Linked DNA regions of Homo sapiens: region 1 is linked to region 2. Evidence: read pairs that join two places in POLR2A ChIA-PET (ENCODE). Cell type or tissue: IMR-90. All regions are shown on one strand.

Region 1 (5,000 bases), 120 kb before region 2:
GTGAGCCGAGACTGCGCCAGTGCACTCCAGCCTGGGTGACAGAGTGAGACTCCATCTCAAAAACAAACAAACAAAGAAACAAAAAAACAAAAAACTGTCTGTGGCTTATTAGGCTTGTGACTATACAGCAGGCAACTTGTGTCTACCAATGACCATAACTTGTATCTGCTTGTGCTGACAAATAATAGTTTTCTGTTTTTCTTAATCATTGAACATCTGACTATATTAAAAGTCTTCTTTTGGACAAAGTGATATACCTGACTGCTAGGCCTCAGTTATGGAGTGAATTGTCCGTTGTTTTTCAGATGGCTACAAAGGATTAGACCCATACAGTTTTGGTTTTCAAATGGCAGTGCTGTAATTTTTAAAATCCCTTTGCTGTCTCTCACCTCCCTCCAATTTTTATTGGAATTTATGAAGTCCCAGAGATTTGTAGAAAGAAGAAAAAATCAAAATATTACCTTAAACATTTGCTTCTGTGAGAAGCTCCAGCACCTGTGTGTCACTGTCATCGAGATCAGTAGGCTGTTTGATGGTGATGAAGATGGTGGCCTCCTTACTCAGAATGCTTTTTTCTCATTTCCTAGTGGGATTTTAGTGTGCACTGATGTGATGGCCCGGGGAATTGATATTCCTGAAGTCAACTGGGTTTTGCAGTATGACCCTCCCAGCAATGCAAGGTATGGTACGAGGCTGCCACCCACTCTCTGTTGAGGAATTTAGCCTAATAAAGGAGGAATCCCGAAGAAGATAAACAGATAATGATGTTCACTGAAACATTTTATAGCAAGCCTCCAGCGTGCTTGGGTCTGCAGTGACCCCGTGGATTCCTACAGGGCTTGCCAGAACAGTTTTGAAATGGTTTGAGGCCTTGCCGTGCTCCATGTAGAGCAAGGTTATAGAAATTTCAGACAATGAGAGAAAACAAAAAACAACAACATTATTTGAGGCTGGGCGCGGTGGCTCACGCCTGTAATTCCAGCACTTTGGGGAGGCCGAGGCAGGTGAATCGTTTGAGCCCAGGAATTCACCAGCTTGGGCAACAGGACAAAACCCTGTCTCTACAAAAAATATATATACAGATTAGCCAGGCGTGTGTTCCTGTAGTCCCAGCTACTTGAGAGGCTGAGGCAGGAGAATCGCTTGAGCGCAGGAGGCAGAGGTGGCAATGGATTGTGCCACTTCACTCCAGCCTGGGCAACAGTGTGAGACTCTGTCTCAAAACAAAAACCCGTTGTTTTAAGTAGCAAAAATAGGCAAATGGATGAATAACCCATTCATGGTGAAATCGTGATACTGTATTGGTAGCAATTAAAAGTACTTTCAAATATTATCAGTTCTTGCAGAAACACACAATAGAATGTCTAAATGAAAAAAGCAATACATACCACCACATGTGAAAATTACAATTACTTTCTTCAAAGTCAGCATATATTCCTAATACATGCTTCCACGCATAGGAAAATGCCTATAAACCCCCAAGTGTTGATGATTACTCCTGAGGTTATTGGTCATTTTCATTTTATTCTTTGTATTTTTCATTGTTTCCCAGATTTTCCACTGGGGACTATGTCCCACCTGTATGATCAGAGAGAAAGATACAAGTTTTACTTAAGAGTTCACATTAAATGTTTCTTACAGAATCGTATCTGTTTGCAGTGTTGGTTTAATTGCCAGTTCTATTTCTCACACTAGTAAGTGGCCGAGTCCACACTGAGCTGTGGAGGCTAGAGGCTCCCCAGAGCGTTTTAGCTGCAGCAGCCATGTGGCTGGAGCCTGAGCTCTGTTCAGCTGTCATCACCTGGGTACCCATTTCCACCCTGTGTTCTCACAGTGCCTTCGTGCATCGCTGCGGTCGCACAGCTCGCATTGGCCACGGGGGCAGCGCTCTGGTGTTCCTCCTGCCCATGGAAGAGTCATACATCAATTTCCTTGCAATTAACCAAAAAGTAAGCTGCCGTCCGTTTTCAGATAGAATGCCTAGTGACGGGGTAGCTGGAAAAGTTCTCCAGCATGTGGTCAGCAATTGAAATTACGAATTGCAAACTCACTGGGGCTGGGCTGGTGGTGGCAGTGGGGGGCCCTGGTGGGGTTTTTTTTTTTTTTTTTTGAGACGGAGTTTCACTCTTGTTGCCCAGGCTGGAGTGCAATGGCACTATCTCGGTTCACCGCAACCTCCACCTCCCGGGTTCAATGGATTCTCCTGCCTCAGCCTCCCAAGTAGCTGGGATTACAGGCATGCGCCACCCCAGCTAATTTTGTATTTTTAGTAGAGATGGGGTTTCTCCATGTTGGTCAGGCTGGTCTTGAACTCCCGACCTCAGGTGATCCGCCCACCTCGGCCTCCCAAAGTGCTGGGATGACAGGCGTGAGCCACCGTGCCCGGCCACCCTGGTGGGCTTTAAGGCTGTGGAGGCACCTCGGTCATGGAGTGACCAAGTCTCCTGTGTGGTAGCATGCCCTGCTGGGACCCAGGCAAGGGTTACTTCTTGTGAATAGAGACCCAGTGTTGCCATACTTTGCTACCAGATTAGGATTGTCATGTGAAATCTGATTTTTAAATTTTCTTTTAAAAATTTAACATACTTTACAGAGCATGTGAAATATTTGGGTTGGAGTTGGGCTTCAGACCTCAACAGTTGAAAAGGAATTGTTTCGCTTTTGTTTTTCTTGGTTGTGATGGGGAGCCCTGGGGATATGATGCCAGCCAGGGAAGGTGAGAATGTGGTATGTGTGTGTGTGTAGTGCCCCCTGCAGGAGATGAAGCCCCAGAGAAACACAGCGGACCTTCTGCCAAAACTCAAGTCCATGGCCCTGGCTGACAGAGCTGTGTTTGAAAAGGGCATGAAAGCTTTTGTGTCATATGTCCAAGCTTATGCAAAGCATGAATGCAACCTGATTTTCAGATTAAAGGGTAAGTTGGACTTCTTCATGTGATAATGTCTCCATCTTAACTATGTGGTGGTCTTACAAGTATGAGATTGCTTTGTCTCATAAAAGGAAGTGTTCCCAGGTTTTGAGTAGACACAGAATAAACTGGCCACTGGCTGCTGAGTATTCCTTTTAACTTTGTAAAAATGTAATTTTTTTAATTTTTGAGACAGAGTCGCGCTTTGTCACCCAGCCTGGAGCGCAGTGGCGCGATCTCGGCTCACTGTAAGCTCTGCCTCCCAGGTTCACGCCATTCTCCTGTCTCAGCCTCCCGAGTAGCTGGGACTACAGGCGCCCGCCACCACGCCCAGCTAATTTTTTGTATTTTTTAGTAGAGACGGGGTTTCACCGTGTTAGCCAGGATGGTCTCGATCTCCTGACCTCGTGATCCGCCCACCTCGGCCTCGCAAAGTGCTGGGATTACAGGCGTGAGCCACTGCACCCGGCCTCAATTATTTTCATTCTAACTAAAATGAATGCATTAAACCCTTTGGTTAGAAAAAAATTATATTGTAAGCCATTACTGATTGTTCTAATCCTGTTGAGTGCGCTAACTCTGATCTTCTGATTGAATCAGATCTTGATTTTGCCAGCCTTGCTCGAGGTTTTGCCCTGCTGAGGATGCCCAAGATGCCAGAATTGAGAGGAAAGCAGTTTCCAGATTTTGTGCCCGTGGACGTTAATACCGACACGATTCCATTTAAAGATAAAATCAGAGAAAAGCAGAGGCAGAAACTCCTGGAGCAACAAAGAAGAGAGAAAACAGAAAATGAAGGGAGAAGAAAATTCATAAAAAATAAAGCTTGGTCAAAGCAGAAGGCCAAAAAAGAAAAGAAGAAAAAAATGAATGAGAAAAGGAAAAGGGAAGAGGTAAAGTTTACTTTTACTTACATTAACTTAGAATCTTGAACAAATTTATTGTAGTAGTTCTTTAAATAGGAATTGTGTGGGGCTGTCAGATTTCTGTTACGTTGGCGACCAGGGTGGGGAATTTGCTCTATTTGCAGAAGCCAATCTGAGAGCTTATAGTTCTTGAGTTAAAACTGCTGGTTTCACTACAACACTATTGCTGAAAAATTTAGTAGTTTATTGGTTTCTTCTGCACTTAGGGTTCTGATATTGAAGATGAGGACATGGAAGAACTTCTTAATGACACAAGACTCTTGAAAAAACTTAAGAAAGGCAAAATAACTGAAGAAGAATTTGAGAAGGGCTTGTTGACAACTGGCAAAAGAACAATCAAGACAGTGGATTTAGGGATCTCAGATTTGGAAGATGACTGCTGATTCCAGTGCCACAGATGAACCCACAAGGACATAGCTGTTCCCTAACTTGGTGGATGGCTCCAGTTTGCTTTTAACGAAAATCACAACTTCAGGAGACATCTGAAAAGAATGATGTCTCTGAAAGCTGTCCTTTCAGATGAGGGAGAAATGAAGGATTTCACACTTCAGAATATTTTACTAAAAACATTCCAGTCTTGGCCGGGTGCGGTGGCTCCTGCCTATAATCCCAGCACTTTGGGAGGCTGAGGCAGGAGGATCACTTGAGCCCAGGAGTTCAAGACCAGCCTGGGAACACAGCGAGACCCTCTCATTAAAAACAACAAAACAAAACAATTCCAGTCTTGGAGTAGTCTAACAGAAGAAAATGTAAAATTATTTGAGTGTAAATAATAGATGTCAGTATTTATCATGATGGGTCACATATAGACATATGTACATATTATATATATATATATATATATATATATATATATATATATATATATATAAGCTCTTTTTTCTGAGGCTATTTTATAGTTATTTTTAAACATAAAGATACAGAAGTCTTCTTGACTTCTGATTTTCAAAACCATTCCTCAGTATCTTCAGGCATTTGACCTCCTGAATGTGCTTGGCCCTGGGCTTCAGTTATCCTTTGATGTCCTGCAGGGGTGGCTAATGTGCTGGGGTTTTTCTGTGTTAATAGTCACAGTATTGTTTTATTGGTGAATAGCTGAAAAACAGAGGGATTAAGTCATATTCCGGGAAAGAGAATTATAGTTTTTATGCCTCCTGTTGAATAAA
Region 2 (5,000 bases):
TTCCATGTTCCTGTGAGGTTTTTCTTCTACATTAAACTCAGATTTTGGTCATGGAAAGAACAGGTTTACATATTTCAAGTGACAGTTAAGGGAACACCTTTTTCATGAGTTTTTTGGTTATGTAACCTTGTCTCATTACATAATTCTGTGATGATACAAATGTAAAATATAATGTCCATTATGACATAAACATGAAATACCCAGTGCTGAGAAAGACAGCAACACATAAATAGTATTTTGTTATTTAGAGTAGGAACCACCTATTTGAGAGATAAACACAGATGATTCTTCTTTTACTGAGGTGACATCAGTTTGAGGGACATGACTAGTACTCCTGTTATAGGTGGTGTGTGTGCTGCTTTGTGACTTTCAAGGTGGCTGCATTCGATTCAGATCGAGCCCATGGTGCTGCTTCTGCCATCTCCTGCGTGCACATGCACTGGGGTCTCTTGAGAGCTGCGTATTAAGGTCTCAGTGACCACATGTCCACCTCCGGCTGCATAGCTGTTCTTTGCTCCGCTCGTGGGCACCGACTCTTCGTTTCCCGTCAAGGGTACTGAGCTCTCAGCCCACCTCTTACTGCTTATAGTCCCTGTCTCTTCGCTTTCCTCATCTGTCCTGTCCTGTGTTATTTTTCTCCATAAGTAGGTGACTGAGACGTTCTCCAGTGTTGATGAAAGCTGGCTCATCACCTGCATTCCCACACCTCATGAATCTGGCTCTTCACAGTTGCCTTGGTAGTCAGCTTGTGTCTACAGGATGCCTTTTTTTTCTGTCGCCAAGATTGAATTTGATCAGGTACACAGGGGTCTCACATGCAGAACTCCTAACAGGCTGTGCCAGGCGGAAGCGGGGAATCTCAGCCTCCAGCCTGCAGATCCCAGTTCTTGGGTTCACTTGGCTGCCTGAAGCTCTCTAGTCACTTGGCTGCCTGAAGCTCATTCCCTAGAGAAGCCTCAGAGAGGCTTGCAAGAATCATATTCTCTGAATTCTCATGTTGATCACAGTGGCTGTCTGCTGCTTTTTATAATTAGGAGTGAGTTTTTCTGGAAATAAAATTCTGGGCTCATTTTTTTCCCCCTTGAGTATCTTACACATGTTCCTCCATCTTGTTCTGGCACCTTGCTCCCAACAGAAAGCCTGATGTTAATCTAATTTTCTTTTCCTTGTAATTCATGTGGTTTTTTAGTTTAGTTTTTTGTTTTGTTTTGTCTAGAAAAATATCTTTTCTTTTTCTTTAAAGACCAGTGATTTTCAGCCTGGGCAACATGGTTAAACCGCATCTCTACAAAAAACTCAAAAGTCAGCCGGATGTGGTGATGCACCTGTAATCTCAGCTACTCTGGAGGCCGGGGTGGGAGGATCGCTTGAGCCTGGGAGGTTGAGGCTGCATTGCACTCCAGCCTGAGCAACAGAGCCAGACCTTGTCTCAAAAACAAACAAACAAACAAACAAACAAACAGTGATTTTACAGAATGTCTCTCTCTCTCTCTTTTTTTTTTTTTTTGGAGATAGAGTCTGGCTCTTTCGCCCACGCTGGAGTACAGTGGCATGATACTGGCTCACTGTGCAACCTCTGCCTCCCAGGTTCAAGTGATTCTCATGCCTCAGCCTCCCAAGTAGCTGGGACTAGAGGTCTGCACTACCATGCCTGGCTAATTTTTGTGTGTGTATTTTTAGTAGCGATGGGGTTTCATAATGTTGGCCAGGCTGGTCTGGAACTCCTGACCTCAAGTGATCCACCTGCCTTTACCTCCCAAAATGCTGGGATTACAGGCGTGAGCCATCGCGCCTGGCCCAGAATGTGTCTCTTAACGTGGTCTTTCTGTATGTTCTTTCAATATATAGTCTTTGGTGGTGGTTTTGTTAATTTCATAAACGTTCTCCTGAATTATAGTTTTTGGTATTTGCTCTACTGTCTTGCTTTGGTTTTCTTCTTTTAGGACCTCCTGTCATCTTTCAGTGGAACCTTCTTTGCTTATCTTCAGTATCTGTCACTTTCCTTTGAATCCTTTTTGTCTTTCGTTACTTCTTTTTGATTTGTAAGATTTCTCCTCTTCGCGCCTTCTGTTTCTCTTACGGCAGTATGAGGAAGGGTTCTTCACTTTTGTGTTCCTTCTAGTTTTGTCTTACTTCTGAAATAATTTCTTTCTTTTTTTCCTAATTCCTTCTTGAGTTCTGTTACCTCATTTCTGAGTCTTTTAAAATCTGATTCCTGGTGCTTTTTCCTGTCCTGTATTTTTTTTTTAATTCTTTTAACTCCTTTTGAAACAGTAAGTTACAATGGTTTTATTTGTTTTGTGGACATTCTTTCTGGCATCTTCTCACTGTCTGTGGGGATGGTATTCTACTCCTTGGCTTTTTTCTTCTTATGACCTTATGTAAGATTGGGCTTCTCCCTCCTCTTGCTCACTTTTAAATGAAATTAGACTTTTGAGGCTGGATGCGGTAACTCACGCTGGTAATCCCAGCACTCTGGAGGCTGAGGCGGGCGGATCACTTGAGTCCAGGAGTTTGAGACTAGCCTGGCCAACATGGCGAGACCCTGTCTCTACTAAAAAATACAAAAAATACACAATAGAAAAAAAATTAGCCAGGCATGGTGGCACGTGCCTGTTATCCCAGTTACTTGGAAGGCTGAGTCACGGGACTCCCTTGAACCCCAGAGGCGGAGGTTTAAAAAAAAAAAGATTTATGGAACATGGTGAAGATGCTTAGCTGCTCAAGGAAATTCATTTTTTAGACAAGGTCTCACTCTGTTTCCCAGGCTGGAGAACAGTGGTAATGGTCGTAGCTCACTGCAATCTCAAACTCCTGGGTTCAAGCAATCCTCCCGTCTCGTCTCAGCCTCCTGAGTAGCTGGAACTACAGGCATGCACTACTATGCCTGGCTAATTTATTTATTTATTTAGTTAGTTATTTATATTTTTTTGTAGAGATGGGGTCTCTACAAAAGACGGTGTCTGGTCTTGAACTCCTGGGCTTAAGTGACCCTCCTGTCTCAGCCTCCCAAAGTGCTGGGATGACAAGCATGAGCCACCATGCCTGTCCTGCTCAAGGAGATTCTATATTATTACACAAGCAATATAAATGTATATTTACATGAAAATAGTTTTCTGGCAGATGTTTATGGTACTCAAGGAACTTTTAGAAGATGGCAGGTTCAGGATAGCGATCCTAACCTCACTGATGGTTTTTTCTTTTTTTTATTTTTTGTGTACTGAATGCAAACACGTCGGGTCCTGGATCTGAGATGTCCTCTGTGTCTCTCTTGTGAACTCCTCTGTCTTTTCTCTTTCGTTCCTGTCCTGCTCAGTTTTGATCTCACTCCCAGCAGTTTCTCCTCAGCGTGTGGCCGCTCAACAGGGGAGGACCTGGCAGGTCAGTGCCGTGAGTTTAGGGACTGGGCTGCCCTGCCCCAACCCCTGCAGACTTCACTGCCCATGGCCCCTGTGCCGTCGCCTACTCTTGGACTGGACAGAACTCTTCCCAGTTCCAGCTGCTTTTTGTGGTTTGGCCTCCTCTGCTTTCCCAGGGAGGTTCTTTCTGGCCATTTTTGGTGTTGTTGGCCCAGGCCCCTTGGAGGCCACATTGCTTACTTGCATCCTCTGCTCTGGAGGCTGCTGGGTAGGTCTTGTAGCTGTTGGTGGTTTCCTCACCCATTTGTATTTTGGGGACTGTGGGGACGTGGTTTGGCTGTAAATGCCATCCGTAGGCTTTAGGTCTTGCTAGCTGGTTGCACTTTCTGTTCTGAAGGGGACTTGGGGACGTTCAAAGCTGTGCCACCCTCGAGAATTTCCCCAGAACCCCATTACATGCATACGTTTTAAGAGACACATTTTGGCCGGGTGCAGTGGCTCACTCCTATAATCCCAGCACTTTGGGAGGCCGAGGTGGGCAGATCACCTGAGGTTAGGAGTTCGAGACCAGCCTGGCTAACATGGTGAAACTCCGTCTCTACTAAAAATACAAAAACTAACCAGGCGTGGTGGTGTGCAATGTAATCCCAACTACTTGGGAGGCTGAGGCACGAGAATCGCTTGAACCTGGAAGGCAGAGGTTGCAGTGAGCCGAGATCACACCACTGCACTCCAGCCTGGGTGACAGAGCGAGACTCCTTCTTTAAAAAAAAAAAAAGACTTATTTTGACCAGAAAATCTACTATTCTGTCAATAACCTGTTTACCTTATTTTAAAAGTGTTTTCATTATAAATCAATATAATGCATTTCAGAAGAATTGCAAACACTGATGGATAAAGTTATATTTATGATTCTGCCATAATAGAATTCATGTTGACATTTTGGTTTATTCTTGCCTTTCTCATTTTTTTATTAAGTATATTGCAGTTGTCTCAAACTTCCTCTTTCTTCACCGTTTTTAAGAGATAAAGTACTCAGTGTCGGTTTTCTGTCAGTGACTGAGCCGACTCCATACCCACGTGCCCCGCATTCCCCAGCCCCCATTCACTTCCGGCGCATTCAGTCCTGCTCTCACCCTTCCTTCTTGGAGGCCACAGGCCCCAAGTGCCGCCCTTGCCACCCCCTGATTCCTCACAGATGGACTTTTCCTCCAGGCCCTCTGGCTGCTCTTGACCCTGTTGAGTGGAGATTAATCCTGCACCAAAGCCACACACACAGCGTTGCCAAAGCAGTAACACAAGGCTGGGCACGGTGCTCACACCTGTAATCCCAGCACATTGGGAGGCTGAGACAGGTGGATCACCTGAGGTCGGGAGTTCGAGACCAGCCTGACCTACATGGAGAAACCCCGTCTCTACTAAAAATACAAAATTAGACGGGCATGGTTGCATATGCCTGTAATCCCAGCTACTAGGGAGGCTGAGGCAGGGGAATCGCTTGAGCCTGGGAGGCAGAGGTTGCGGTGAGCCGAGATCACACCATTGCACTCCAGCCTGGGCAACAAGAGTGAAACTCCGTCTCAAAAAAAAACAAAACAAAACAACACCACCAAAAAAAACCAAAAAACAAAGCAGTAACCC

The links. Peaks named below come from ENCODE experiments on the same cell type or tissue, not always from the same donor. Only the 100,000 strongest peaks of a DNase experiment are listed, where the experiment ranks them.
Region 1: POLR2A ChIA-PET joins it to region 2 with 14 read pairs; 4 of 35 experiments call an interaction of 5 or more read pairs at or near these places.

What each region holds. Positions count from the first base shown.
Region 1 is chr12:123,615,924-123,620,923 of GRCh38, forward strand. It overlaps DDX55 (DEAD-box helicase 55), which reads left to right. Exons shown (of 14, transcript NM_020936.3): 10 at 588-680; 11 at 1,835-1,949; 12 at 2,746-2,914; 13 at 3,509-3,801; 14 at 4,041-5,000. The coding sequence ends at 4,217. EIF2B1 (eukaryotic translation initiation factor 2B subunit alpha) reads right to left here. Exons shown (of 9, transcript NM_001414.4): 9 at 4,483-5,000. SNORA9B (small nucleolar RNA, H/ACA box 9B) reads left to right here and starts at 787; the gene lies at 787-917. It overlaps LOC105370041 (a long non-coding RNA gene), which reads right to left and starts at 1,839. Exons shown (of 3, transcript XR_945475.3): 1 at 1,389-1,839; 2 at 462-583. In IMR-90, a CTCF peak has its summit at 2,750 (motif pointing left); a DNase peak (open chromatin) is centred at 2,748.
Region 2 is chr12:123,738,713-123,743,712 of GRCh38, forward strand. The region is part of intron 9 of ATP6V0A2 (ATPase H+ transporting V0 subunit a2); the gene reads left to right. Among named protein-coding and RNA genes, the nearest start is that of DNAH10, 21 kb to the right of the region's middle. In IMR-90, no CTCF peak of the experiment used is centred here; no DNase peak of the experiment used is centred here.